Regions from separate parts of the Homo sapiens genome. Here region 1 is linked to region 2. A link is a loop called in an ENCODE intact Hi-C map of the cell type or tissue named here. Cell type or tissue: IMR-90. All regions are shown on one strand. Links, peaks and the distances in the headings refer to the core of each region. The heading gives the core; the rest is flanking DNA.

Region 1 (15,700 bases), core at 4,759-12,758, 200 kb after region 2:
CAAAGCAGCAGCTTTGGCCTACACAGATTGTTTCATGTTATATCAAACAGTTAAGGTATTTGTGAATCTATTTTTAAGATTCTCTCTTTTTTTTTTTTTTTTTTTGAGATGGACTCTTGCTCTGTCGCCCAGGCTGGAGTGCAGTGGTGCGATCTCTGCTCACTGCAACCTCTGCCTCCTGGGTTCAAGCGATTCTCCCACCTCAGCCTCCCGGGTAGCTAGGATTACAGGCATCTGCCACCAGGCCGGGCTAATTTTTGTATTTTTAGTAGAGATGGGGTTTCACCATGTTGGCCAGGCTGGTCTTGAACTCCTGACCTCAAGTGATCCTCTCACCTCAGCCTCCCAAAGTGATGGGATTACAGGCGTGAGCCATGCACCCTGCTACCTTTTCTGCCAACCTTTTGATTACCTGACCAAGGACTTGGAACCAATCAGGTTCGCTGAGAGGTTTCTAGTGGGTCATTACGCCCTATTTATTTACTTATTTATTTATTTATTTATTTATTCATTTACTTATTTATTTTGATATGGAGTCTCATTCTGTCTCCAAGGCTGGAGTGCAGTGTCACAATCTTGGCTCATTGCAACCTCTGCCTTCCAGATTCAAGTGATTCTCCTGCCTCAGCCTCCTGAGTAGCTGGGATTACAGGCATGGGCCACCACACCCAGCTAATTTTTTTTGTAATTTTTAGTAGAGATGGGGTCATTTCAGCCCAGAAATGACCCCACCTCACCTGCCCTCCTGGCCCAGGAGGGCAAGAGGTGGTCACCCCTGCCAGATCCTAAGGAGGGGCCCATGTTGGCCAGGATGGTCTCAAACTCCTGACCTCAGATGACAGCCACCTTGGCCTCCCAAAGTGCTGGGATTACAGGCGTGAGCCACTGTGCCGGGCCTCATTATTCCCATTTTACAGATGAGAATAAGGCTGAGAGAGACCAAGTGTCTTGGCCAAGGTCACATAGCTGAGAAGTCCTGGTGTCGAACCCCGGCCTGGGTGGCTCCTGAGCCAGGGTCTTCCTGCCCCAGTAGTGGCCACTAATAGTGCATTTATGAGTGTGAGCCTGAGACTGAGTGTGAGGGTGTGCCAGTCATGTGGTGACTGAGAGTGTCTGCGGTGACTGCATGAGAGTATGTATGAGTTTGGGGGTTGGGGGTTGCGTATGAGGCTCCGAAGCCAGTCCTGGTCCCTCCAGCATGGCCGCCATCCCCATGGCCCTATGGCATCTGCTCTGTGTAGAGACAGGTCTAAATAACCCTGTGGGAGGAGCTGCAGAGATCTGGGGTCCAAGGAGGAGGCTTGTGCGTAGACAAGCAGGGGCAGGAAGACCCTGGCTCAGGAGCCACCGAGGCCGGGTTTCAACACCAGGACTTCTTAGCTATGTGATCTTGGACAAGACACTTGGTCTCTCTCAAGTGTGCATAGACAAATAGGGCACAGCCCAGAAATGACCCCACGTCACCTGCCCTCCTGGCCCAAGACAGTAAGAGGTGGTCAGCCTGCCTAAGAGGGGCCCAGCCACATTGGCAATCTCAGACCCTGTTCCCTCCTCAGCCCCCAAAAGGCTGTCCACGTGGGCCCCCCAGACATTTCCATCCTTCCAGGTGGCAGCCTCACCCTTTCCCAGAGGGCAGTGGGTCTGTATTGTGTCTAAGATTCCTGCAATTTGGGGCCCCTGAGTCCTGCAATTCTTCCCTAGAACATGAAGGACCCAGGGCAAATTTGGATGGTGCTTGGGGAAAGGCAGGCAGGCTTGAACTCACCACCGCCCACTTGTGGCCTGGGAGACATGGGCGCTTGTCCTCTCCAAGGCTCAGCCTCCCCATCTGTGAAATGGGAGTGGCAACACTGGCCTTATGAAAGGCAGGAAAGGCTCACACTCAGGGCTACCTGGGTTCAAACCTTCATTCTGACATTTGCTAGCTGTGTGAACTTGTGCAAGTGGCTCACCCTCTCTGTGCTTTAGTTTTTCTCATCCACAAAATGGGGAACTAATAGTATCTACTTCTTAAGGTGCCTATGAGGGTTAAATGAGTTCATATATGTGAAATCCTTAGGAGATGCATGCCCATAGGAGGTGGAAGTGCTCTGTGTGTTTATTACTCTTTCCTTATTATTATTATTTTTTACCTTGCAGGGTTCGAGTGAGCATGACACGGAATGGAATCATCAGTGTCTGATGGAGCCCAGGACATCTTGGCTGCCCCTTCCAGCCTAGGGGAGAAGGGAGGGAAGACACAGTAAGGACAGACCCAGGAACCTCCCAGTCACTGTGCCAGCCTCTACACATGCGTCCCTCCCGCAGGCTCGGTGTCATCGGCTGAGTGTGTGTTTTGCATCTCGTGTCTCCTTTAGTCTAACAGCAGCGTGGGAAGGCAAAGAGGAGCCTCATCCCCATCTTCCAGATGAGGTAACTGAGGGCTTCCAGGGTCTTTCTGCCCCCAGGAGGTTGAAGTGAAAAAGCATTCAAGTCAGAAAGACCCTGAGCGCTCCTCGCTTTGCAGCCCGGGAAGGTTTCCCTCTTCCTTGAGACCGTGGGGTGGGTCTCTGAGCCCTGCTGGAGAAGGGCTTGGAGACTGCATGGAACCTCAGACAGAAAACGTGCTGTGATTGCTGAGCGATGCCTTCCACGGATGCAGGAGCGTGACGTGGCAATGTGTGACTTTGGTCAACCTGTTTCCAGTCATCTGCCTGACCAAGTGCGTGGCTTAGAGACGGGAGCCACTTGCTTATGGTCCCAAAGGAGACAGTGTTCGGCAAGGGAAGACCCTGCCCGGCCCAGCTCTCTCCCCGCCTGACCCTGCATCGTTTCTGCTTTCTTAACTCGGTGCCTCTGCCATCGATGGTCCTGGCTGCTAGGAAGCCAGTCATTCAGAGGGGACTGAGGAGTTGGTCAAGAGGCAGCCCCTGGCCTTGCCTCTGCCCCCATGGCCTCTCACTGTAATATTTGTGTTATCCAGGAAACTCAAGAGCTGCACCAGGAAGAGGTAGGAAGAAAGCAGGCCTTTGGTACACCATCTAGCTGCACTCCTCACCCACGGTCTCCGGGTGCAGACCCAACAAGGCTGCTCCCACCTCGCCCGGGGCAGCACGTGAGTTCATACAGCAGACACCAGCAAGACCGCCAGAGCCAGCAGGAACACGGGAAACACACACAGATGCACACACCCATTGAGCAAATATTGGAAATTCACTTTTGTACACAGATACCTATATGGTCACAGATACATATAGTAACAGAGAATCCAGAGAATAGAGTGTAACAAATGTCCATGCACCCACCACTCGAGTCAATACATGTTAACAATTTGTTAGTTGTGTTTTAGACATTTTTAAATAAAAGAAACAGATGTTGAAGATTTTTTTTTCCTTGAGACAGAACCCCCCGCTGCTGCCCAGGCTGGAGGCTGGCGTGCCATGGTGCAGTCTCAGCTCACTGTAACCTCTGCCTCCCAGGTTCAAGTGATTCTCCTGCCTCAGCCTCCTGAATAGCTGGGACTACAGGCGCACGCCACCACACCTGGCTAATTTTTGTATTTTTAGTAGAGATGGGGTTTCACCATGTTGGCCAGGCTGGTCTCGAACTCCTGACCTCAGGTGATCCGCCCTCCTCAGCCTCCCAAAGTGCTGGAATTACAGACGTGAGCCACCTTGCCCGGCTGAAGATATTTTAATTGAAATCCTTTTCATCCCCCTCCGTTTCATTTCCCTTCTCTACACAGAGGCAGAGCCAGAGGCTGGAGTGCCATAATGCGATCATGGCTCACTGCAGCCTCAATCTCCTGGGCTCAAGAGATCCTTCTGCCTCAGCTTCCCAAATGCTGGGACCACAGGCACATACCACAATGCCTGCTAATTTTTTAATTTTTTGTAGAGACAGGAGTCTCGCTATGTTGCCCAGGCTAAACTTGAACTCCTGGGCTCAAGCAATCCTCCCACCTTCGCCATCCAAAGTGCTGGGATTACAGGCGTGAGCCACTGCACTCAGCCTCTAAGTTCATTAAAACCATAAACAATATATAGTACTGCTATTTGTATGCTTTAAAATTTTAAATAAATAGTGTCTGATATGGTTAGGTTTTGTGTCCTCACCCAAATCTCGGTTTGAAGTGTAATTCCCATAATCCCCACATGTCCAGGGAAAGACCAGGTGGAGATAATTGAATCGTGGGAGTGTTTCCCCCATGTTGTTCTCATGATAGTGAATGAGTGATCATGAGATCCAATGGCTTTATAAGGGGCTCTTCCTGCATCACTCGACACTTCTCCTTCCTGCTGCCTTGTGAAGAAGGTGCCTTGCTTCTCCTGTGCCTTCCGCCATGACTGTAAGTTCCCTGAGGCCTCCCCCAGACATGTGGAACTGTGAGCCAATTAAACCTCTTTCCTTTATAAGTTGCCCAGTCTTGAGTATTTCCTTACAGCAATATGAGAACAGTCAAATACAGTGTCATATTATAACCTTTCAACTTACTTTTGTATTTGTTTCTTAGGGATGCTGTAACAGGTATCACAAACCATGTGGCTTCAAATAACAGAAATTTATCCTGCCCCAGTTCTAGGAGCTAGAAGTCTGAAGGCAAGGTGTCACCAGGGCCATGTGCTCTCTGAGACTCTGGGTAAAATCCTTCCTTGCCTCTTCTGACTTCTGTTGATGGCCAACAATCCTCGTCGTCCCTCGGTCCCTCGGCTTGGAGTTGTGTCACTCCAATTCTTGCCTTTGCCATCACATAGCATTCTCCTCTCTGTGTGTGTCCATGTCTAAACATCTCTCTTCTTATGAGGATATCAGTCATATTGGATTAGGGTCTAATCCAATGACCTCCTCTTCACTTGAATACATCTGACAAGACCCTCTTTCCACATAAGGCCACATTCCTAGGTACCTGGAATTAGGACTTTAACATGCCTTTATAGAGGACACAATTCAACCCATAACACTTTTAAAAATCAAAATTATACTTTTAAATAATTAACCAGATTTCAAATAGGTAACTCAATTACAAAACTCAATATGTAGCTCAATTTAGTTTACTGTATGGTGTTCTACTTTATAAATAGATAACACAAGCCAGGGGCGGTGGCTTACGCCTGTAATCCCAGCACTTTGGGAGGCCAAGGCAAGTGGTTCACCTGAGGTCAGCCTGGCCAACATGGTGAAACCTCCTGTCTACTAAAAATATACAAAAATTAGTTGGGTGTGGTGGTGCATGCCTGTAATCCCAGCTACTTGCGATGCTGAGGCAGGAGAATCACTTGAACCTGGGAGGCAGAGGTTGCTGTGAGCTGAGATGACGCCACTGCACCCTAGCCTGGGCTACAGAGTAAAACTCCATCCCAAAAAAAAAGTAAAAATAAAAATAAATAAATAAATAGGTAACAGATTTATTTAATTCCTCTGCCGACAGACATGTGAGTTATTCCAAGTTTAACGTCCACAATGCTTCCTTGACCAATGTGCTAGGGTTTTAGAGTTCATTCTTAGCAGCAGAACTACTAGTCACATGGTGTGCGTATTTCTGACTTTCATAGGTATCGTCAAATTGTAGTATCTTCGAATGTAGTAGTTCAGCTTTCCCAGCATCTTCACCAACTTAATAGTGTCAAACCTTCCAACTTGTGTGAATCTGAGGGGTATAAAATGGAATCTCTTTGTCGTTTTGTGGGGATTTTTTGTTTGTTTTTTTGAGACAGGGTGTCACTCTATTATCTGGGCTAGAGTGCAGTGGCACGGTCTCGGCTCAGTACAGCCTAAACCTCCTGGGCTCAAGTGATCCTCCCACCTCAGACTCCCAAGCAGCTGAAACTACAGGCATCCACCACCATGTCTGGTTAAAATTTAAAATTTTTTTTTTAATTTTTTTGGAGACAGGGTCTCACTATGTTGCCCAGGCTGGTCTCAAACTCCTGGGCTCAAGTGGTCCTTCCACTTCGGCCTCCCAAAGTGTTGGGCCACCTCGCCTGGCCTCTCTTTGTTGTTTAATCATCAACAAAGAGAGGTTAAGCATCTTTGATTCTTATGCTTATTCACTCTCCCTGTTTCCTTTTTTGTGTTCAGGTCTTCTGCCCATTTTTCTATTGGGTTGTTTGTCTTTTTCTTATCGATTTATAGGCGTTCTTTGTATCTTTTGGATGTTAACCCTATATCTGTAATATATGCTGCAAATGCCTTCCCACAGACTATTGTTGGAATTTTAACTTTGCAGGTAGTTTATCTGTTATACAGAAATATTTGATGCGGCTGAGCTTAAACTTCATATTTTCCTTTATGACGCCTAGCTTTTGTGACTTAAGGGCTCCTTCCCTATCCCAAGACATAGGGAAATTTTCCAACTTTTCTTCTGTAAGCTGTTTTTCACATTTAGGTCATTAATTCATCTCAAGTTTATTTTTGTGTGTGATGTGAGACAGGATCTAAGGTTAATTTTTACATAGGGATAGCTACTTTTCTAAACCCCATTTTTGAATAGTCCATGCTTCCCCTCCACAGATTTGTAATGCCTTTTGATCATACACCAAGGTCCCATATAACTTGGATCAATTTCTGGGTTCCCTTTTCTGTTCCATTATTTGTCTATCGCTGTGTTAACAACCAGGATGTGTTTATTATCAAAGCTTTATCATAAATTAGAACATTGGCTGGGCGTGGTGGTTCATGCCTGTAATCCCCAGCACTTTGGGAGGCTGAGGCGGGTAGATCACCTGAGGTCAGGAGTTCGCAACCAGCCTGGCCAACATGATGAAACCCCCCTCTCTACTAAAAATACAAAAAATTAGCTGGTCTTGGTGGCAGGTGCCTGTAATCCCAGCTACCTGGGAGGCCGAGGCATGAGAATCGCTTGAACCCAGGAGGCGGAGGTTGCAGTGAGCCGGGATCGTGCCATTACACTCCAGCCTGGGCAACAAGAGTGAAAATCTGTCTCAATAAATAAATAAATAAATAACTAAGGATATTGGTTTGGGCAAGACCCCTACCTCATTCTATCTCAGATTGGCCTTCACTATTCTTGCCCTTTTATCCTTCTGTGTTAATTTTAGAATCAGCTTAACAAGTTTGATGACAAATCTTATTGGAATTTTAGTTAATTGCACTGATTTTATGAATCAATCGGGAAAAATTAAAGTACATTTGATGATATTGAGTCTTGTTTTCCATGAATATGATACATACCTTCATTTATTCTTGAGTGTGTGTGTTCTTCAATAATACTTTGTATTTTATCCATAGAGTTGTTACACACATTTTGTTAGTTGATTACTGGGCCCTTACACTTTTCATATCATCTTTCTTTCTGTTACATTTACATTTTCTTTTCTTTTTTTGAGACGGAGTCTTGCTCAGTCGCCCAGGCTGGAGTGCAGTGGCTTGATCTCGGCTCACTGCAACCTCCGCCTCCCAGGCTCACGCCATTCTCTTACCTCAGCCTCCCGAGTAGCTGGGACTACAGGCGCCGGCCACCATGCCTGGCTCCTTTTTTTTTTTTTTTTTTTGTATTTTAGTAGAGACGAGGTTTCACCATGTTAGCCAGGATGGTCTCGATCTCCTGACCTCGTGATCCACCCGCCTCTGCCTCCCAAAGTGCTGGGATTACAGCTGTGAGCCACCGCCCCCAGCTACATTTTCTAATTGGTCATTGCTTGTAGCACACTGTGGATTTTCTAGGTTGATTTCATATCCAGCAACCCTAATTTCTTCACTTTATAGTTCCAGACAGAAGGAGAGGGAGTTTTGAATTTGATGAGTTTGCAGCGTCCCAAGGCAGAATGCAGTGTAGACAAGGGATTTAGAGCATGGACGTTGCCATCTGACAGGTAAACCTGGGTTTGAATCCTGGATCTACCACTTACTAGGTGGATAAGTTACTTAACCTCTCTGAATTAATAAGCATTCCCACCCCCAGGCTATTGTGAGGAGTCAGGGAGACAAAATGCATTCTAGTGCCTAGCATGGTGCATCACACAAAGAAAGTTTAATTGATGCTTGTTCCTGTAATTGCTACTAACTGGCTTCTCCTGCATAGCTGGGGAGATCATTATCCATAGTAAAAGAAATCAATGCCTACTTCTACTCATCATTAAGAAGCTATCTGGAGTTGCCAGTAATCAGCAGCTTGATCATGAATTAACACCCATATTGTCTGCCCATTTGGAGCTCACGTTTAAAACCCATTTGTTTTCTTTGTCTATGCCATTTTAATATACACGGCCTCACAATCAACAAATAAATAGCCTGTCATCAGCCATCGATTTGAGAAACCCTGGAAGACCCCTGCCCATCTATTTGGCCCACTCCCCCTATATCCTGAGCCACCAAGTCAGATCAAACCAAACATACCCTTCAAGTAATTCCTCCAGCTATTTGCTCATGATGTGGAACCAGACAAATGGGCAGACAGAAACTTAACTGTATTTATATTGTCAGTAGATTCACTACACCTTCTAGTGTGTTCTAATCACCTGTTTTCACAGGGCCCAAATCCAATATCTCTGAAGCCCAGTATCCAGAAGAGAACTTGACGGTGGGTGAGGTTGAGAAGGGAGAATGGGAAGGCAGGAGGAATGAATCTGGGCTTTCTAAACCACAGCCAATGGAGGACCAGAGAGAACACTGTAGAAGGATTCTGAGCTGGGCACAGTGGCTCACGCCTGTAATCCCTGCACCTTGGGAGGCCGAGGCAGGCGGATCACCTGAGGTCGGGAGTTCGAGACCAGCCTGGCCAACACGGCAAAACCCCGTCTCTACTAAAAATACAAAAATTAGCTAGGCGTGGTGGCAGTTGCCTGTAATCCCAGCTACTTGGGAGGCTGAGGCAGGGAGAATTACTCGAACCTGTGAGGCGGAGGTTACAGTGAGCCAAGATCACGCCATTGCACTCCAGCCTGGGTGACAGAGCGAGACTCCGTCTCAAAAAAATAAATTAATTAAATAAATAAAAGAATTCTGAAGGCTCACATAATGTTTCAAGCCATGACTAAAGCTCATGCATTTTGTTCATAGAAACTGTCCCTGCCCAAAGCTCCGCCTCCCAGGACTGCCTCCCCAAGGGCCAGAGTAATTGCAACAATAGGATCTGGCTTACAGCAGGCCCTCGGTAAATATTGCTGAAAGCCCACTGCATGCCAACCACTACGAGAAGCCCTTTCTAGACATTAGCGCATTGACTTATCCCAACAAACCACAAAGAGGGTGGACATCCCTACAAGGAAACCACAGCAAAGAAGGGCCAGGGCCAAGATAAGGACTCAGAACCATTCTGTGGTTATTGGTTTAGTTTTTGGGGTTTGTTTTTCCCCCAGATGAATGAATGCTACTGTAGACTGATAAGCATTACTCTAGTTTCAGTGAGTAACTTCACTGGCCCTCTGAGCACTGCCGCTGGGTGGCTGAGTCATTTAAACACACTGCTGAGTGTTTTCACCAGACTGAGAAGTATTTGATTGGGCTGCTAAGTGCTTCTGCTCAGCTGCTAGGCATGGGGGCAAGCCCTGAGCTCATTGGGGGTGATTGGATCACCCGGCTGTGCTCAGGACCCTGGCACTGGTATTTCCCTTGGGGAACCCCACTGGCAGAACAACAGCTTCCCAAACTCTGGGCAGCAGCTGCTCCGGCTTCATGAAAAAAACTGAGCCTGGCTCCCCTTGTCTCCCCCCAGCTCCCAGAGAGCCTGAGGCACAGCTGGGGCAAGGCTGGGGGTGGGAGGAGGCCTCTGGGGCCCTGATCCACAGGGTTCACCCTGGCAGAAGCTTTGGGGCTCAGGGACCATCCCCCCATCCTTAAAACCTTCCAGAGTCGGTATTGCCACAGACCGTAATGTAGGGGCTGAAAGAGGAGGCTCCCAAGCAGATGCCCAAAGACATCAGAGGCTCAGAAGCCACTGAGTCCACCATGCACTAGCCCATTGCACAGGTGGTGAGAGTGAGGTCCCCAGTCAGACTCTTTATAGGAGCACCTATCAGATCTGCCCCTTATGATAGCATCCTGGCAGACCTTACCCTCCCTTCCCTGGGAGGGGCCTGAAAGGGCCCAGGTATAGCCCATTCCCTCCCTGCTCCATGCCCAACTTGACCTTCCCCTCAGGAATCCAAGCCACACACTCCAGAAGCTGCCACTGGGGCCCCAGAGAACTCTGGGCTCACCTCCCAAACAACTTTTTGTATGTACTCCTTTTAAAGTTATAAAAAATCTCTCGTTGATTTTTCCAAGTTTCTCTTATAACAAAAGTACTAAGTACAGGCTTTGTTAAATATACACCTCAGCTATGACCCAGCAATTCCACTCCTGGGTATACACCCAAGATGTGAGTGCCACCAAAAGGCCTGACACACATGTTCATAGCAGACTTGTTCATAATGGCCCAAACTGGCAAACTGGAAACAACCCAAATGCCCATCAATAGGAGACCGGATCAATGTTTCGTGACACATTTCTACAATGGAGAACTACACAGCAGTAAAAAAGGAACAAACCACTGATACGTGCAACACCATGGGTGAATCACACCATTATAATGATGCTATCTTTCTGCTCCTTAGCTCAGCTAGGTCCAGGGTCTTGTCTCATGACCAGGAAGAATTAAGCATGCAGACACCAGAGAGTGAGTGGGGTAGAATTTATTAAGTGAAAGGAAAGCTCTCAGCAAAAAGAGGTGACATGAGGGATGGTTCTCCTACCCGAAGGTGGAAAAGTACCCAGTATGGCTGAGCCCAGGGCTTTTTATGGGATCATAACAGGGAATGCATGCTGACTGGTTTTTGAGTATGCAAAAAAGGTTAAAGCAAAGACACCACTCAAAGGTGGGCATGACATTGTAGAAAACCAATTAGGAAAGGGTAGGTAAAATAGGTGAAGGATTAGGATCAATCAGAGGAAAGCATGCCAAATGGAAGGTGGGTTTTCAATCCGGTCTGAGGATTTACCCAGGACTGTCTGTGGCTGGAAGGTCAGGTGTCACTGGAGACCCACCCCTATCTGCCTAGGCATTTGGCTGCCTCCTGTCACTATCAATAACACGAAGTCAAAACTCCAGGCACAAAAGAGCATTTTACTGTATTATTCCATGTCCACGAAGTTCAAGAACAGGCAAAACTATTTCAAGATGATAAAAGACAGGACCATAGTTACCTCTGAGGGCAGATATAGACCAGGAAAAGGTAAAAAGGGACTTCCTGGGGCACTGGAAATGTCTATACTTTGATGTGGGTGTGATTACATGGGTGTACATACACATGTAAAAAATCATCAAACTATACACTCATAAGTACACTTTGCTGTATGCATGTTATATGCCACTTTCAAACATAATTTTGTAAAGTATATATCAGCCAAAACAAAACAAAACGAAATACAAGCTCGCTGTTAGTCAACAAGTACAGAGGCCTTTAAATAAATTCCAGCTCTCCCCACCCCGAACACCAGCCATTTCTCTCTCTTATTCCTGTGTGTCTATCCCCAGCTGCAACCTGGAGAAACTTCAGGCCCTGAGGAGACACCCTGCTGGGGACCTGCTCCCCCCATCAGCCCTCCCCTGCAAGACTTGCCTATCCTGCTGCTGTGACCCCGCCAGGAGAGTTCCAGGGCCTGTGCCGGGGGCTCTGCTGAGCTTAAAGTCCACTCCGGGTCCTGGGAGATGGACCAGGTGGGTTTTCCTGCCTGGAAGTGGCATCACTCAATTGATGGAGGTGGGTGACTCAAGCTCCTGCTCCCCCGCCCACCCCATCTCCTCATTCACCCCTCTGAGTCCCACTTTTCTGTCCCCCTTTCCTGGGTGGTTTCCTCAGGAGGGCTATTAGGAGGAGGAGCTCCTGGGCTTGGCAGGAGGTTCACGTGACACACGTTGTCAATTCTGCCCATTTACACACCTCCTAGGCCATCCAGAGGAGCATTCAGCCATCAAACAGTGAGCAACTGGGCCTTCAGCCTGTCTCAGTCCTTTCCAGGAACCCTCCAGCTTGGGACAAAGCAGAACCATTCTGGGAGCCCACACCCCAAGTTAAGATCACCCAAGAATCCCAAAGAGATGAGGGGAAAATATGAAAGTGAAAGTGTCCCCTGTCCTGTTTTTATACCTCGCATGACAGGGAGCTCACTCTCTGCTAGGGCTGCCTCCCCGCTCCCTAGTTAGTCCTGACCATGAGAATCCTTTGCTCACACAGAGAGGAAATCCAGAGCTTATGGCTGCACCTCTCGCGTGACCACCTCAGCCAGGTTTGGCCAGGGCTTTTCTGACTTTAGCACTAGAAAGTCCAGTATTCCAGGAAAACCCTCAGTCCTGAGCCAACCAGATCAGGTAGTTCCATTATCCCACCCCTGCACCCACACCTAGCTCCACCCTCTGGGTCACTTAAGAAACATCACCTCGGCCGGGAGCGGTGGCTCACGCCTGTAATCCCAGTGCTTTGGGACGCCGATGCAGGTGGATCACCTGAGGTCAAGAGTTCGAGACCAGCCTGGCAAACATGGTGAAACCCCATCTCTACTAAAATACAAAAATAACCCGGGCATGGTGGCGTGTGCCTGTAGTCCCAGCTACTCAGGAAGGTAAGGCAGGAGAATAGCTTGAACCAGGGAGGCGGAGGCTGCAGTGAGCCGAGATCGCACCACCATCCTCCAGCCTGGCAACAAAACAAGACTCTGTCTAAAAAAAAAAAAAAATCATCATCTCGTCAGGGTTTCGTACACAGCAGAGCAGCTCCCTCGCTGCAATCTATTGAAAGTCAGCCCTTGACACAAGGGTTTGTATTTACCAAAAAAAGAAAAAACATAAAGGAATCACCATCTCAGGGCTCCTCTCCATGGCACTTGGACAGGTGCCATGTCCAAGCCTAGCACCACTTCACTCTCCCAGGCCTCACTGTGTACCATTTGTTCATTCATACATTTACTGTATTTATTTGTTCATTCATACATGTACTGTATTAATGGCTATAAAAGCTAACATTTATAGCCATTCAGAATGGCCTAGAGACTTAAAGTCTCAGCCCTGGAGTCAAACCAACCTGGATTCACTTCCTGGCTGTGTGACCTTGCATATGTTACTTAACCTCTCTGAGATTTCACTTGCTCATCTCAAGTTGGAAACAATACACCTCTACCTCATGGGGGTGTTGTATTAAATGAGACAGTGAGTGGGAAGTGCTTACCCTGGGGCCTGGCACTTACTGAGTACTTGGTAAATGTTAGCTTTTATTTAGTATTCATTCATCCAAAACCACATTGATCATGTATTTACTCTATCGGGGCCCTAGTCCAAGCACACAGAAGTAACCCAGACGTGTCACCCCCATGCCCACACACACACACCAGGATGCTCACAGGCTGGTGTGGAGAGCGGAGGTGAACGCAGGCAATTATATATATATCATCATGAGAAGGGCTTGGAGGAGACAAGGTCAAGGGCAGAACTGCCTGGGAAGCTTCCCAGAGTAGATGCTATTTATCTGGGCCTTGCCTGAGAGAAGCTTGGGGGAAGGGTATTCCATGAAGAGGGACTAGCAAGGGGCAATGGCTAGAATGCCTTATACAACATGGCGCACTCAGGAGGTGAGTGACTAACTCAGTACTGCAGGGTCTGGGTTGCACGTAGAGGAGGCCAGAGAAGGAGATGGCCTAGAAAGTTTAGAAAGAGCTTTTCTTTCTTAATAAAATAGGAAAATGTTTAAACACGATAAAATACTGATTTCAACCCAAAAGCCAGCATCATGCTTAAAGACGAAACACTGAAAGCATTCCCATTATGATCAAGAGTAAGAAAGTGTGTCTGTATTTTTTGTTTTGTTTTGTGGTTGGTTTGTTTGTCTGAGACGGAGTCTCGCTGTCATCGGCCTGAGCTGGAGTGCAATGGCGCGATCTTGGCTCACTGCAAACTCCGCCTCTCGGGTTCCAGCAATTCTCCTGCCTCAGCTTCCCGAGTAGCTGGGATTGCAGGCGCCCACCATCACAACCGGCTAATTTTTGTATTTTTTAGTAGAGATGGGGTTTCACCATGTTGGCCAGGCTGGCCTTGAACTCAAGACCTCAGGTGATCCACCCACCTCGGCCTCCTAAAGTGCTGGGATTACAGGCGTGAGCCACCTTGCCTGGCCATCTGTTATTAACACTATTACTTAACATTGTTCTGACAAAGTACCAGCCTACACAATTAGACAAGGAAAAGAAATGAGAAGTATAAGAATTAGAAAGGAGGGGAAAAATGGGTTATTATTTACAGAATCAACTGAAAAGCCATTATACATAATATAAGAGGCCCGGTATGGTAGCTCATGCCTGTAATCCCGGCACTTTGGGAGGCCAAGATGGAAGGATTGCTTAAGGCCTGGAGTTCAAGACCAGCCTGGGTAGCCGGGTGCAGTGGCTCACACCTGTAATCCCAACACTTTGGGAGGCCAAGGTGGGCGGATCACAAGGAGGATCGAGACCATCCTGGCTAACACAGTGAAACCCCATCTCTACTAAAAATACAAAAAAATTAGCTGGGCGTGGTGGCAGCCGCCTGTAGTCCCAGCTGCTGGGGAGGCTGAGGCAGGAGAATGGCATGAACCCAGGAGGCAGAGCTTGCGGTGAGCCGAGATCACACCACTGAACTCCAGCCTGGGCGACAGAGCGAGACTCCGTCTCAAAAAAAAAAAAAAAAAAAAAAAAGACCAGCCTGGGCAATATAGCAAGACCCTATCTCCACAAACAATTAAAAAATTAGCCAGGCATGGTGGTGTATGCCCGTAGTCCCAGCTACTCAGGAGGCTGAGGCAGGAGGATTGCTTGAGCCCATGAGTTCATGGCTGCGGGGATGACCATGAACATTGCACTGCAGCCTGGGCAACAGAGTGAGACCCTGTCTCAAAATACATAATAATACATAATAATAATACAAAAACTCAGTATGGTGGTTGATTGCAAAATTAATATATTGTAATTAATAGTCCTCATCAAGGTAAAGAACCAGTTAGAAGAGATAGTGAAAGAGAAGTTCCTGTTTATGATAGCAGCCAAAAAGGTAAAATATTTAGAAATCAATGTAACAAAAATAAAATGTATGAGATTTACTGGAAGTGAACATTAATAAATTGCTGAGGGGCACAAATGAAAACTTGAGCATGTAAAATGGTATGCGTGTGTTCTGATAAAAACACCAATCAGATTTTTAAAAATAAGCAAGCCGATAAGTTGATTCTAAACTCCATATAAACAACGAATATGATATAAACAAGGAAAATATAAACAAGAAAATTTTGAAAGAAAAGAGTAATGAGTGGGTACTAGTCTAACACATATTAGAACATAAGATCAATCTATGATATTTTAAACACTGGTATTGGTGCATTTTACACAGATGGATCAATAGAACAGAATAGAAAAACTGAAAGTGGCCAGGTGCAGTGGCTCACTTCTGTAATCCCAGCACTTTGGGAGGCCGAGGCGGGCAGACCACCTGAGGCTGGAAGTTGGAGACCAGCCTGGCCAACATGGTGAAACACTATCTCTGCTAAAAATACAAAAATTAGCCAGACGTGGTAGAGCATGCCTGTAATCCCAGCCACTCAGGAGGCTGAGGCAGGAGAATTGCTTGAACCCAGGAGGCGGAGGTTGCAGTGAGCAGAGACACTGCACTCCAGCCTGGGTGACAGAGTGCGACTCCATCTCAAAAGGAAAAAAAAAAAAAAAAAGAATGCATAGTTGTAATGGGTAGAATTGTGCCCCTCTAATA
Region 2 (15,700 bases), core at 4,780-12,779:
CAGGCGCTCCATTTCTGGAAACCCAAACAGCTCTAAATCCAGACCAACCTGGGTCTAAGGCCTTCAGTCTGAGACTTTATTTTGTGGAGATACAAACTACTTTTTAGTCATTTCCGAAGCAGACGGGACAGCAGAGGCTGACAAACCACAGGGACCATTTTAAATCCTGGGCCTTTTCTTCTGGGAAGTTAGGCAAGAACCTTCCCAAATGTTTGCCCGTCAGGCTCTCTGCCAGGGAGTGACTCATTCCACGGCTCCCCACAGGCATATTTTATTTGGGGGTGGGGGACGCAGCGAGGGCTTGGCCTTGATGGGGGAAGGAGAGGGGGCATTTCCAGCAAACCCAGAAGGTGTTTTCTTTTTTTCATTTTCAGGAGAAAAAAGAAAAAGAATGTGGGTCTTTTTTGCTTCCTTCCAGGTTTTGTTTGCTAAAAGAAGACGTCCAAAGTTCATTCGGTAAGCTCAAACTCGCTGAGTCCAAACTCGCTGAGTCCGGGGCAGGCGCTTCCAGACGGCTCTGCGTCCCTTTCAATGAAATTCTTCTTCCATTAACGACAGGGTTTTTAAACGTGCCTCCAAGACCTGCCTGCACGTACTGTACACCAAACTAAGGCGACATTTTCCCCCAAAAAAGGCAAGCTGAATTTGGAAAAGTCAGACCAACTAGGGAGCTCTGGAATTTCTAAAGTTTGCCTTAAAGCAATTAAGACTTTCAGCTGCAAAGATTTTCAACAGTTAGAGAGCACGCACACACACAAAAGCCTGTCAGTCAAAACTGCAAGGACAGACCTCGGAAGCTGGTGTCCCAAGCCCGCTGTGATCAATTTGTTACTGTCCTGGGATTCACACTTGGAGCCTAGGAGAGGTATAAATAAATCAAAAGATCCGTCTACTTAGCAGGGCAGGCAGAGAGGCCCCCACATACACAGGCAAGTCTAGGGTCAGCCCCCCAGGCCTGGCTGGAGAGAGACAAGAACAAAGACAGGAGAGCCTGGAGGATATTTAGGAAAACACACGTCCTCGGGTGCCCGGCCGAGGGGCCCACCACAGCCTCCGCTCGCCCAGCCTGTGTATGCAGAGAGGGTCCTGCCAGTGGCCCTGCCGCAGCCTGGCTCTAAGACCTTTGCCTCTGTCAGGCCCAGCCAGGCTCTGAGTCTGCCCTCCTGGCCCCTGGTTCACCGGATCAGGCCCAGCCCCGACCCCCAGCCCATGCCAGGCCGCTTCTCTCTCCACGGGCTCCCTGGCTCGGGGGCCATCACTGTGCAAAGGCCTGGTGGGCGCAAAGGGGGCCGGCCCCTCAACCTCAGTAATAAACACGCTCGCACGGCCCTGCACACTCGTTATACTCACACCCACACAGGCATACTTTCGCCCTTCTAGGCTCACGCATGTGCTTGCACACAAATCACTTTGGAATGCACACACGTGCACACACACACTCCCTGAGACCCGCACGTACTCCCTGCGGCGCCCGGCACACTCCTCCGCCCGTCGTCCCCACTCGGGAAGTGGGTAGCGGGGAGCCATGCCCGCGTCCCCGCACGCACTCACCCCAACAACGCCACCAGACGCTCCGGGGTGCACACGCACACCCGCCGGGGACGCGCACACCCCGGGACACGCGGACACGCCGCCCCCGCCCGCCCGGCCGCCGACACGCTCAGCCCCGCGCGGCCACACTCGCGCCCGCCTCCCGCTCTCCCCCGCGGAGCCGTGGGCGCGCGCCCGCCCTCGGCCCGGCTGGGGGTGACGGCCCCGCCGCCCGGCCCCCGCCCTTCTCCGGGCCGCGGGGCCCCACCGGCCCGGCCCCAGCCCCAGGCGACTCACCGGCGCGCGGGCGGGCTCGGCTGCCGCTGGGGGACCGGTGCGCTGGCCCGCGGGCGGCTGGAGCGGTGCGTCCCACACGAGTTTGCGGCGCAGCGGCCGCACGCCCGTCAGCTCGGTTCCGCCGCCGCCGCCACCGCCTGCGCGGGCCCGCGCGCCCGCGCGCCCGCCCCTCCCCGCCGCGGGGCCGCGCCGCCCCCAGCGCTCGTGCGCGCTGCCGCCACGCAAGCTTGAGGGGCGGGGGGCGCCCCGGCGGCGTCCTTCCTGGGCCTGGACCCCTCGACTCCGCCGAGTTCTGCGGCCGATCCGCTCGGCCGAGGAACCCCTTCCCCATTTCAGAGATGGGAAGACTGAGGCCCAGACTCACAGGGCGCAGGCCGGCGTCTCCCCATCTTCTCCGGCTCTAGACTTATGATGAGGGTCTGCAGTCAGCCAACCCTTGGACTCCTGTGCGTCTTCGGATTCCCCATCGCCTAGCATTGCTCCTACCACAGCCCTAGTCATACTGAAATTGGCACAGTAACAAGCACTTATTGTGCACCAGCTGAATGCAGGCACTGAAGTAGGCTCCAAGAGTATTCCGATGAGGGGAAGGCCCTGCCCCCTGCCCTCAAAGTGCCAGCGACTCTTCATCTGGAGCTCCCACTTCCTGTGGCCCCCGGGGGACCAGCAAGAGCCAATGTGCAGAGGTTTCTGGAAGTAGTAAAAGTCCCCACTAAAGAATGTTGAACGCCCCCTCTAGAAGTCAGAGCCTCCCTGAGACCCAAGCAGCTCAGTTCTCACTTCACCTCCTCCCCGCACCGAGAGCGGCCGCTCCTGGCTGGGCTGTTTCCACCCCTGCTGCCTCCCCTCCACATTCAAAACTGTGCTGCACCCCAGGAGGGCTGGAGCCAGGGACACTGACTGCCTGCTTGGGCGCAGCACTGTACTGGGCACAGGGTGAATGCCCGTCTGGCTTCTGTTTGCCAAATGAGTGGAAGTGCTTCAACTGGCCGTGATCTGTAATAATGACACCAACGGAGCGTCCACCACGTGTGCCAACGTTACCCTTGTGCCCATTTTACAGATGGGCTTTGAGGCTTAGAAATGAAATTTCAGGCTGGGTGCGGTGGCTCACACCTGTAATCCCAGTACTATGGGAGGCTGAGGTGGGAGGATGCCTTGAGGCTGGGAGTTTGAGGCCAGCCTGGGCAATATAGCAAAACCCCATGTCTACAGAAAAATGTAAGAATTAGCTGGGTGTGGTAGTGCCTGCCTGCAGTCCCAGCTACTCGGGACGCTGAGGCGGGAGGGTCTCTTGAGCATAGGAGTTAGCAGCTGCAGTGAGCTATGATCGCACCACTGCACTCCAACCTGGACAACAACAATAAAAAGCAAATTCTTTTGTTCAAAGTCACCCAGATGGTAAGTGGTTGAGCTGGAAAGTGCACGGCAGATTGTCTAATTCCAGTGCCTGTGTGGCCAATCACTAGGCAGCCCTGCCTCAGGAACAGCATAGCCCTGGGCTTCTGGAACAAGAGGGCAGACGAGGCAGCAGCTGGCCCACAGGAGCGGGCCTGGTCCCAGCTCTTGTGGATGAAAATGCAGACATCACAAACCAATGGGGAGGAAATGGATTGTTCTGCAAATTGTTTAGCCGTTTAGCTGGAGATCTGTTTACAGCCTTGCCTCCCATGATATACACCACAATAAATGTCAGACAGATTGAAAAGTTAAATAGAAGAAATAAACACTGCAACAAATAATAGAAAGAAATCGAAGTTCTGAGACAGCGTATTGCAGTGTTACTAGAGGATTTGTGATACTGGCCATATTCATGCAGCAAACATTAGTTCAGTCATTGGTTCACCCGACACATCTATGAGCACCTTCCATGGGCCAGGTACTTTTCTAGGCACTGGGATAAAGGAGTGAACAAAATATGGCCCTTTCTTGGGGCTTCAGTCAAGGGGGAGGGATGGGGTGGGAGGAAGACACTGAATATCTGCCATTTCAAGGATAAGAAGTTTGGGCCGGGCGCGGTGGCTCACGCCTGTAATCCCAGCACTTTGGGAGGCCGACGCAGGCGGATCACAAGGTCAGGAGATCGAGACCATCCTGGATAACACGGTGAAACCCTGTCTCTACTAAAAATACAAAAAAATAGCCGGGCATGGTGGCAGGCGCCTGTAGTCCCAGCTACTTGGGAGGCTGAGGCAGGAGAATGGCGTGAACCCGGGAGGCGAAGTTTGCAGTGAGCCGAGATCGCGCCACTACACTCCAGCCTCAGTGACAGAGCGAGACTCTGTCTCCAAAAAAAAAAAAAAAAGAAGTTTGGTGGAGAAATAACTCGGAAGGGTAGGAGGACCCAGGGGTGCTTTTTTATAGGGGGTGCTGGAAGAAGGCCTTTCTGATGAGGTGACATCTGAGCAGAGGCCTGAATGAGGGAGTGGGAGAAGTCAGTAGGGGCCCACTGTGTGGAGGGCAGGTCCCATGTTCTGGCAGCTATTCAGTTAAGCTACAGAGCAAGAACCAGAAACTCCCTTTTGAAGGAAACTTTGAGAGCCGCACCAGGCCACTGGGAGGAAAGGACTGCCCCCACCCCCAACACACAATATCTATGTAAGACTTTACTGCTTGCAAAGCCCTTCCCCAGCTTCACAGAACCCGTATGACAGATACTTGTGATGTCCTCATTTTCCAGTTAGGAAACCGAGGCTCAGAGAGGTCAAGCAATCTGTCCCAGGTCACACAGCCAATGATAATCAACAGAGGTAGGTCTGGCTGCAGGCAGGCTGAGTGTTAGGGGAATAAAGAAGCCTTGTCCTGGGATACAGGAGTGAACAAAAATCTAGCTCTGACTCTCTTGGGGCTTCAGCCAAGGTGGGAGAGTGGGATGGGAGGAAGACACTGTGAATGTCTGGCATTTCAAAGATAAGAAGTTTGGTGGAGACCAGGCGCAGTGGCTCACCCTGTAATCCCAGCACTTTGGGAGGCCGAGGTGGTGGATCACCTGAGGTCAGGACTTTAAGACCAGCCTGGCCAACATGGCGAAACCCCATCTCTACTAAAAATAAAAAAATTAGCTGGGCATGGTGGCACGTGCCTATAATCCCAGCTGCTCGGGAGGCTGAGGCTGGAGAATTGCTTGACCCCAGGAGGCTGAGGTTGCAGCGAACTGAGATCATGTCACTGCATTCCAGCCTGGACAACAGAGCAAGACTCTGTTTCAAAAAAAAAAAAAAAAAGTTTGATGGAGAAATAAAGCAGGGATAGGTAGGAGGACCCAGGAGTGCTTTTGCATTGGGGGTCCCCCTCCCCCTTGGATGGGAGCAGGGTAGGGGAGGCCCATGCACCCCATTTTCCTGGCCTTCCTCCTCCTCCATCCCTCATGGCCACTTCTTTCCCTCTGTCCTGGGCCCTGTGCAGATGGTCCCAGCTCCTGGTGACACTATGGGGCAAATATCAGGGTTAGCCTGCTCAGAGATTCTTGAATTCCCTGCAGTACTCTGATACACTGACGAGGGCACAGTAGAGTGATAAGGTACAATGCAAGCTGAATCCCACTCAACTTTTGTTTTTAACTCAAAGGAGTTTTTAGGGAGTCCCAAAATGAGTCATCGTGAAGCAGTGCTTTGCAAAATGACACCCAGAATTAGGATGAGCGTCTCCCTGCACACGTTGCCTCACACTTCTGCCCACCGAGGCGTTGTTCAACTGGTCTGGGAGAAAGTCTGTCTCCGTTCACCCCCAAAGAGTTTCAGGATTCAGTATGTGTTGTTTCATTATTTCTCTGCACGAAGGGAAGAGAAACTACCGCTTGCCGGGCACCTTCTCTGCATCTGGCTCTGTAAGAGACAGTTAATTCTTATAGCATCCCTTGAGATAGGGGTCATGATTTATGTTTTATAGATGAAGAAACTGAGGCTCAGAAAATAGCCAGGATTTGAATCCAGGTTAACTCAAGTCCTTTATTGTTGTTAGTATTGGGGGAGGGGGTAATGGGGGAGAGAGGAGAGGCAAGAAGAACTTAGAATCAGGCCATGTTCCTTTGAAGTTCCTTTGTTACAAAATATCTTCTTGCCATCTTCCCGGTAATGGGATTTTTTGTAGGGGGTGAGTTCCAATTTTCCCAGAAGGATTCATTCGCTCTTGTCATCCGGGTGCGATTATTGACAGCAACCCCTTTCCCTCTGCAAGTGTCTTGCTTTGGATGATCAACTTTAGGGTCACCTTGGGTGTCTGCAAAGGCCACTGCGTTGGGGGATTCATTTTTTACATTATACAAAATGGGGGTGTCTTGTCTGCTGGGCTCTTCGCCACATACTGATGTCTGGGTGTCCCACCAAGAACTTCCAGGAGAGTTTAAGCAGTTAAGTCACATTTTTAGGAGCAGCAAACCCTGCTGGCTGCAGAAGGAGTTGGGACCCTCTCCACCTCCTCCCCAGCCCTGCCACCACTCCCTGTGTGACCCCGGGCCACTTCCTGCCTAGCACAATGTGGGGATGGGTCTCCAAGAGTCCTGTCAACCTTGACCTTCTAAGATTTCCTGTTACTTGATGACCCGGGGGAATTTCGGTCAGGATAGGGATGTAGGAGTCATCACATCATCATATGGCTCACTTTATAAAGTAGCTGGCTCATTTTTTGTTATTTAACTTAAAAAATGTTTAATTTGTTGCTTGAATAGATAATACTTGCCCACAGTTCAAAATTCAAAAGGCACAGAAGGGGACAAAGTGAAAAGTGTCCTTTCTACCCCTACCTCCCAGCCACCTGGTTCTTATCCCTGGAGGGAGCCAACGTTGCCGAATATATGCTGTCCTAGACAGTGTGTTTTGTGTGGGTGTGTATATATGTATGCACGTATATATGGTCGTGTGTATGTGAATGTATATGTATTTCTTCTTATTTTTTGCTCATATAATAGCATACAATCTACACTATTGTGTATCTTATGTTTTCTTCACTTCTTGGAGACCATTTCCTGTTGGCTCCAGAAAAACTGCTTCCTTTTATATGACTGCATAGTATTCCAAACGATTTGCATTTAATTCACATAGAGGCTGGGCGAGGTGGCTCACGCCTGTAATCCCAGCACGTTGAGAGGCCAGGGTGGGTGGATCACCTGAGGTCAGGAGTTCAAGACCAGCCTGGCCAACATAGTGAAACCTTGTCTCTACTAAAAATACAAAAATTAGCTGGGGGTGGTGGCGGGCAGCTGTAATCGCAGCTACTCGGGAGGCTGAGACAGAAGAATCGCTTGAACCCAGGAGGCAGAGGTTGCAGTGAGCCCGAGACTGCACCATTGCACTCCAGCCTGGGCGACAGAGTGAGAGTCTGTCTCACACACACACACAAAAATTCCACATACAGCAAGCATCTGCTCTGTTTAATCCGCATAGAGCAAACACTCTGTGTACTGTTCTAAGTATTGTGGGAGAGAACAGAAGTTTCAGCCATGGCCCCTGCCCTCAAGATTTTATGGTCTGGTTGGGGACAGGAACATTGGAGAGGAAGAGAAGAGTACTCTCTCCACGGGTCCCCATGCCTGTATATGAGGTTAGCTTTGGAGCTAATTTTTAAAACTCTCTGCTCCAGGCATCTGTAGAGTTGTTTTAAGAGTCCAGACATAGGTTCTTTTGAGACTTGAAAACTCAGTCTGCCTCTTCTCTGCAGTTCAAGTTCCTGCCATCCATTTCCCCACTGTGGGCCTCAGTTTCCTCATCTGTCAAAGGGGGGCAGGCAGCCTCTCTTGCAGGATTGGGGTAGTCGCCTGAGATTGTACTCCTGAAAATGCTCAGTGAAGAGTTGGAGGCTGTGCTCCAAGGCTAGAGGATCTGGGAAGAATGAGGTGGGGCTTGGAGGAATACTTTAAGTGCAGTGTGTCATCGGCTCTTCCTGCCGCAGGGAAGCGTCGGCTCTTCCTGCCGCAGGGAAGCATTTTGTCTTTCATGCGTTGCTGATCTTGTGACAGGCCTGCTAACTGGTTATCTCCTCCTGCCTTTGGCAGTGACTGCTGCCAACTCTGAGTCCTCGCCCGACACGGTTGGAGACCCCACTCCCCAGGTGGTTTCTGGAATGTGGAAAAAAAAGAAGTTATCAAGGATTATCATTCCCACCCTCACTTTACAGATGGGACTTGCTCAAGGCCACACAGCCATCAAGAGGCAGAAATGTACTCTCTGATTTCCCACCTCCCCGCACCTCCCTGAACTTCCCTCTACCACCCGCTCTAATATCTGCTGTTTCAACTAGCAGACTCAAATCCTACGGCCTGCAGGGAGCACCATGAACTGCATATGAACTGCATTTCCTGTCTGTTCCCTTACCTGATACTCTCAACTGCACTTTGAGGTAGAGATTGTTGCCCATTGTACAGATGAGGATACAGACTCAGAGACCACGAATACTAAAATCACAAAGGAGTTGGTGCGATGTCAGTCGCCCAAAGAAACTGTCAAAATCATTGTGCTCCTCAGGAAGAGAGTAGGAGTTTCTGGCTGCTGAGAGGCAACAGACATGGCAATGGGGTATTGGGGGAATGTGATTTTGGCCTTTGAAGGTGTTTTGCAAGCTCACAGTACACTGGGACTCTATCCCCGCTTGCTTTCTGGCACCTGTTCTCTCCTGATGCTGAGTTGAATAGGCCGATCTGTTGCTGGCTTCGTCTCTCTCCTCCCATGAAGCAGGAGTGTTGATGGATATGCCTTGGCTTCCAGCAGCTGCCCAGAGCCTGGCACAGGAAAGACCTAGGATTCATGGTGTGACCAGTGAGCCATATGATGGTGTGATGTTTCTTGCATCCCAATTTTTACTGAAATTCCCCAGGGTCATCGGGTAACAGGAAATCTTAGAAGGTCAAGGTTGACAGGACTCTTGGAGACCCATCCCCACATTGTGCTAGGCAGGAAGTGGCCCGGGGTCACACAGGGAGTGGTGGCAGGGCTGGGGAGGAGGTGGAGAGGGTCCCAACTCCTTCTGCAGCCAGCAGGGTTTGCTGCTCCTAAAAATGTGACTTAACTGCTTAAACTCTCCTGGAAGTTCTTGGCGGGACACCCAGACATCAGTATGTGGCAAAGAGCCCAGCAGACAAGACACCCCCATTTTGTATAATGTAAAAAATGAATCCCCCAACGCAGTGGCCTTTGCAGACACCCAAGGTGACCCTAAAGTTGATCATCCAAAGCAAGACACTTGCAGAGGGAAAGGGGTTGCTGTCAATAATCGCACCTGGATGACAAGAGCGAATGAATCCTTCTGGGAAAACTGGAACTCTCTCCCAACAAAGAATCACCTGTGCCTGCAGGATGGTCCTGGGTGATGCCTACTGTCCTGGCATAATTAATAATAGTACCCCCTGGCTGGGTGCGGTGGCTCACACCTGTAATCCCAGGACTTTGGGAGGCCAAGTCAGGTGGATCACCTGAGGTTAGGAGTTCAAGACCAGCCTGGCCAACAAGGTGAAACCCCGTCTCTACTAAAAATACAAAAATTATCTGGGCGTGGTGGCACGTGCCTGTCATCCCAGCTACTCGGGAGGCTGAGGCAGGAGAATCGCTTGAACCCGGGAGGCAGAGGTCACAGTGAACTGAGATCATGCCACGGCACTCCAGCCTGGGTGACAGAGCGAGACTCCATCTCAAAAAAAAAAAAAAAACCCAAAACGACAAACAAACAAAAAAAACAGTGCCCCTTTTCACACTCACAAGTGGCCCGGATCAGATAATAAATCATATGGCCACCCTGAATTTCATGTCACATGAAACAATTACAGGCAGGTGACTAAATACAGGAACAAACAGCCTCTCACTCATTCAGGCACTGAGTCCTGCATGTAGGTAGCACCAGCACCAGCTCTCTGATGTGAGTATCCATGTCTCAGGTGAGAAAACATGCACAGGAGAAAACTGATGCTCAGAGAGATTAACCAGTTTGTCTCAAACACACTTTGTTGTTTTGTTTTGTTTGTTTGTTTTTTGAGACAGGGTCTCACTCTATTGCCAGGCTGGAGTGCAGTGGCGTGATCATAGCTCACTGCAGCCTCAACCTCTCAGGCTCAAGCAATCCTCCCACTTCAGCCTCCCAAGTAGCTGGGACTACAGGCATGTACCAGCACACCCAGCTAATTTTTTTTTTTAAGACAGAGTCTTGCTCTGTTGTCCAGGCTGGAGTGCAGTGGCATGATCTTGGCTCACTGCAACCTCTGCCTCCCGGGTTCAAGCGATCCTCCTGCCTCAGCCTCCCAAGTAGCTGGGATTACAGGTGTGTGCCACCACACGCAGCCAATTTTTGTATTTTTAGTAGAAACAGGTTTTGCTACGTTGGCCAGGCTGGTCTCAAACTCCCAACCTCAGGTGATCCACCCGCTTCTGCCTCCCAAAGTCTGCGATTACAGATGTGAGCACCACGCCCAGTATATTTTGGTATATTTTGTAGAGATGAGGCTTCGCCATGTTGCCAGGCTGGTCTCTAACTCCTGAGCTCAAGCAATCCACCTACCTCAGCCTCCCAAAGTGTTGGGATTACAGGCATGAGCCACTGCACCTGGCTTGAGCACACTTTGTAGCAGGATGTCTGACAGGCTCAGAATCTGTGTTCCTATTTTCCCTGTGCTACCAAGCATGACGGGATAGGGGAATAAATGAACTGAGTCCACTGGGTCCCACCCTGGCCACATTTCTTCTCCAGGTGTCCAGGTAACCCCTTGGCTTTGGAGATGAGTGAGGGGGCCCAGACACCCTTCCTGAAACTCCTGGCTGATGTGGCTGGAGTGAGTCTCTCTTGTGAGCTCGAGGCCTCCTCTGCATGCCCAGTAGGGCTGGCTGCTCTCAGAGCAGATGGAGGCAAGAGGCCCCTTGGATTTGGGGCCGATGACATCATCTGTCCATCAACCCCAAATCCCAAATGTGAAGCAACTGTTCTGAAGGAAGAGGCAGGCATTTGGTTGTGGGTTTCTCAGCCCTGGCCCTGGTTGGCTGGGAATGGGTGTAATTTTTCCAGGCATCAGGACACGCCAGGCTTGTCTTGGGGGGTGGAGTGGGGAAAAGGAACCAGAGGAGAAACCTGGCAAAACAGGTATGGGAGCGGGTAGGAAGAGGGCAGGGGCAGGGAATCAGAGAAGATTCTTCAAGAAGGGGCTTGCCAGGGTCTGGGTACTGCTACTCCCTCCCCTCAGCCCCAAACCTGCCCTCCATACCAGGACTGTAAGTGGCCAGGGTCTAACCCATCATCAAGAAAGAAAATTAGGGCTGGCATGGTGGCTTATGGCTGAAATCCCATTGCTCTGGGGAGCCGAGGTGGGAGGGTGGCTTGTGGCCAGGAGTTTGAGACCAGCCTAGGCAACATATTAAGGCCCCATCTCTACAAAAAAAAAAAAAAGAGAGAAAAACAAAAGAAAAAAATAAATTAGCTGTGCATAGTGGCACGTGCCCGTGGTTCCAGCTACTCGGGAGGCTGAGGTATGGGGATCACTTGAGCTTAGGAGTTTGAGGTGGCGGTGAGCTATGATTTCGCCTCTGCTCTCCAGCCTGGGCGACACAGTGAGACCCTGTTTCAAAAAAAAAGAAAGTCCCCTTCCACCATTCAAATGGTATTCTGAGGGACCTGGTTGGGGGTTGTGCTTGCTGTTTTGGGGTGATTCCCCTGAAACAGGATGAGTGGCTAGAGAGGCACACTGGAGGAAAGGCAGTAAATGTGGGGCTCCGGAGCCCTCAAAGAAGGAGGCATGTGTGAGCTGCATGGCTCAAAGCTGCAGACTTCAGGATCGAGACGAGTTGCTCAGGCAGGCCCCTGGGATAGGTGGCCATTTGGCCATATACATTCTGCCTGCAGCCTGTGGCCAAATACCACAACCACTGCTCTGCAGTCAGCACCCCCAGAACTGGACTGAGGCCAGGGAGTCTTGGCAGAGCCCCAGCCTTGGAGCCAATCAGACCAGGGTTCAAAGCTTGGCTCTGCCACCTTCTAGCACTATGGCCTTGAACAAGTCACTTTACTTCTCAGAGCCTTGGAGCCTCATTAGGAAACTGTAGGTGTTAACATCTTTCTCACCAGGTTACAGTTCTGTATGGGAAGACACTGAACCAGCATGTGGCTGAAATAATATCAATACCAATTGTTCATCAAGCTCAGAGCCTAGCACTTCACATTTTCCATACGTCATCTCATTTCATTATTCCAACAAGCCTATGAGGCGAGTGTCAGGGTTATCCTTTATAGATACATAGATAGCTGGGAATTTGCCTCAGTTTCCCCACCACACACACAGAAAAAGTTCAGAGAGGTAAAGTGACTCGCCCAAGGTCACACAGTTGGGACGTAGGAAAGCTGCAATTCATAGCAGACATGCAGATACATTTGGCTAGCACAGCAAGCCCCAGAGTCACTTATTTATTTATTTATTTATTTATTTATTTTTTGAGACAGAGTCTTGATCTGTTGCCCAGGCTAGAGTGCAATGGTGTGATCTCAGCTCACTGCAACCTCTGCCTCAGGGTCAAGTGATTCTTATGCCTCAGCCTCCCACGTAGCTGAGATTAGAGGTGTGAGCCACCACATCCGGCTAATTTTTGTATTTTTGGTAGAGGCGGGATTTCGCCATGTTGCCTAGGCTGGTCTTGAACTCCTAGCCTCAAGTGATCTGTCCACCTTAGCCTCCCAAAGTGCTTGGATTACAGGCAGGTGTGAGCCACCCTGTCCCACCTCCAACATTAATGTTAAAATAGAGATCATTAAGACTGACAAAACAGACTCTTAGTAACAACAAAATACCAAATTATAGGCCGAGTATCGTGGCTCACGCCTGTAATCCCAGCACTTTGGGAGGTCAAGGTGGGTAGATCACTTGAGGTCAGGAGTTTGAGGCCAGCCTGGCCAACATGGTAAAATTCCATTTCTACTCAAACTACAAAAAGTAGCTGGGTGTGGTGGCACGTGCCTGTAGTCCCAGCTACTTGGGAAGCTGAGGCAGGAGAATTGCTTGAACCAGGAGGCGGAGGTTGCAGTGAGCCAAGATTATGCCACTGCACTCCAGCCTGGGCAAAAGAGTGAGACCCTATTAAAAAAAAAATTATAAACAAGACTTAAGGCCATCCCAGGCTCGGGTTAAGTCAAATACCCTACAGTTAAAAAATAAACTGTGTTTTAACTGCCACAAGCTTTGTCTTTTTCTCTGACAACTAAACAAACACCGGCCTCAAAATAACATTAATATTAAAACAATTGCAATTCATCCAACTCACAAATACTGACTTACTGGTCCACCAACCACAACTACAACTTTCACTAGACAAGAGACTAACTTCAGTAACTTTCTCCTGATAAAAAGACCACCGACTGTAGACGGGCCCTGGTAGGTTTATGGAGATGGTACACTTGTGTGCCTTGTGTCCCGAAAAGACCTTTTGACTTATAGGGCCTAATTATAATACATTTAACTGTTAAGTCTCCATCCCGAAATGAACATGGGTCCTATGTTACATACCTGTTTGTTCAATTCACATGTGTCATGACCACCTTCATAAATATTCTTTTGTAACCTGTTAAATATATGTGTTTTTAGGCAACCTGTTTAGCATCAAGCATCTACCCCAACCCCTCCTCCTTCGAAGTAACAGTCTCTGGTCTTATCCAAAGACACATTTCCCTGCTTGTGGGATGGCCCCTTTGCAGGCTGTAACTCTTTATAAGAAACAAAGTCTCCTCTCCTTTTCCAAATTTATACATTGTAATTTTTTTTTTTTGGTTGACTACCATAATGATCCCCTCTATCACTTCTTACCACTGAAAAATTCCATATCATAGGCCAGGCACGGTGGCTTACACCTGTAATCCCAGCATTTTGGGAGGTCGAGGTGGGCGGATCACGAGGTCAGGAGATCGAGACCATCCTGGCTAACACGGTGAAACCCCGTCTCTACTAAAAATACAAAAAATTAGCTGGGCATGGTGGCGGGCGCCTGTAGTCCCAGCTACTCCAGAGGCTGAGGCAGGAGAATGGCATGAACCTGGGAGGTGGAGCTTGCAGTGAGCCGAGATCGTACCACTGCACCCCAGCCTGGGTGACAGAGCAAGACTCCGTCTCAAAAAATAAATAAATAAAATAAAAATTCCACACTATAGGCTTTTATGTATTTATTTATTTTTATTTATTTTGAGATACTCTCACTCCATCACCCAGGCTGCAGTGCACTGGCACAATCTCAGCTCACTGATCCATCTCTTGGGTTCAAGTGATTCTCTTGCTTCAGCCTCCCTAGTGGCTGGAATTACAGGCATGCACCACCACACTCAGCTAATTTTTGTAGTTTTAGTAGAGACGAGGTTTCGCCATGTTGGCCAGGCTGGTCTCAAACTGCTGGCCTCAAGTGATCCACCCGCCTTGGCCTCCCAAACTGTTGGTATGACAGGCGTGAGCCACCGTGCTCGGCCATATAGGCCTTTATTTAAAAAAAAAAAAACTGTCACTTGAGGTCAGGAGTTCAAGACCAGCCTGGCCAATATGGTGAAACCCCATCTCCACTGAAAAAAATATATATGTACAAAAATTAGCTGGGTGTGGTGGCACATGCTTGTAATCCCAGCTACTTGGGAGGCCGAGGAAGGAGAATCACTTGAATCTGGGAGGTGGAGGTTGCAGTAAGCTGAGATTGTACCACTGCACTCCAGCCTGGGCAGCAGAGACTCCATCTTAAAAACAGATAAATAAATAAATAAAATAAATACAAAATAAAAAATAAAATCCTTCATTTGTAGAGTTTGCTGATTTCTGTGGTGTAAAATACTCCTACCATGGCTGGTATAAAGCTCCCAAAAACAACTCCCAAATATTTAATAAGCAGCTCTTATTTAGTAATCAGCTCCTGCCCACCAATGCACACCAGTTCTAGCATACCACTCACTGGTCCTATCTATCCCCCTCTCAGGCTCCATAAAGGAATGACCCTGGTCTCAGAGCCTTAAGATTCCATTTTCCTTTGCTGGGGAGAAGGAAGGCTGCCTGCACTGAGCACTCACTGCGTGCCAGGAATGAGGCTGCTGCATCCCAACCTGGGACCTCTTTGAATATTTACAACAACCCGTCAGTGAAGGTATTATGATCTCCACTTAATAGATGAGGAAACTGAGGCTCAAAAAAGTAGCATAGGCCAGGCACGGTGGCTCACACCTCTAATCTCAGCACTTTGGGAGACCGAGGCGGGTGGATCGCCTGAGGCCAGGAGTTTGAGACCAGCCTGGCCAACATGGCAAAACCCCGTCCCTATTAAAAATACAACAATTAGCTGGACACGGTGGCGGGTGCCTGTAATCCCAGCTACTTGCGAAGCTGAGGCAGGAGAACAACTTGAACCTGGGAAGCGGAGGTTGCCATGAGCCGAGGTTTTGCCACTGCCCTCCAGTCTGGGCAACAGAGTGAGACTCCATCAAAAATAAATAAATAAATAAATAATAAAAATTAAAAAGTGACTTTGACTGGGCGTGGTGGCTCACACCTGTAATCCCAGCACTTTGGGAGGAGGCTGAGGTGGGAGAATTGCTTGAGCCCAGGGGTTTGAGACCAGCCTGGGCAACATAATGAGGCCCCATCTCTACGAAAAACATAAAAATCAGCCAGGCATGGGGGTGCACACCTATAGTTCCTGCTACTCGGGAGGCTGAGGTGGAAGGATTGCTTGAGCCCAGGAGGTAGAGGCTGCAGTGAGCTGTGATCATGCCACTGCACTCCAGCCTCGGTGACAGAACAAGACCTTGTCTCAGAAAAATACCACAAAGAACAACAACAGCAAAGTAATGTCTGCTAGCCAAGGTGGCCCAGAAAGTAAATGTCAGAGTCAGGACTCGAGGCCAGGTCTGTCTGATAAGACCCTTTGCACTGAAGCACTCTGCCTCAGGAGAT

What was found. Hi-C counts contacts between places; a loop is a spot of excess contacts. Peaks named below come from ENCODE experiments on the same cell type or tissue, not always from the same donor. Only the 100,000 strongest peaks of a DNase experiment are listed, where the experiment ranks them.
Region 1: it touches region 2 in a loop (3-fold over the local background); 2 of 110 quality-filtered maps call a loop at or near these places.

Annotation. Positions count from the first base shown.
Region 1 is chr9:124,048,496-124,064,195 of GRCh38, reverse strand. It overlaps LOC107987037 (a long non-coding RNA gene), which reads right to left. Exons shown (of 3, transcript XR_001746580.2): 2 at 2,133-2,216. Among named protein-coding and RNA genes, the nearest start is that of LHX2, 45 kb to the right of the region's middle. In IMR-90, for the core only: no CTCF peak of the experiment used is centred there; a DNase peak (open chromatin) is centred at 9,295; H3K27me3 peaks cover 3,844 bases.
Region 2 is chr9:124,244,213-124,259,912 of GRCh38, reverse strand. NEK6 (NIMA related kinase 6) reads right to left here and starts at 1,964. Exons shown (of 10, transcript NM_014397.6): 1 at 1,828-1,964. It overlaps LOC613206 (a long non-coding RNA gene), which reads left to right. Exons shown (of 2, transcript NR_149024.1): 2 at 419-703. RefSeq lists enhancers at 402-1,347, 5,093-5,182, 5,213-5,302, 5,313-5,692 and silencers at 1,385-1,754, 1,815-1,944, 7,429-7,723. In IMR-90, for the core only: a CTCF peak has its summit at 8,028; a DNase peak (open chromatin) is centred at 7,712; H3K27ac peaks cover 573 bases.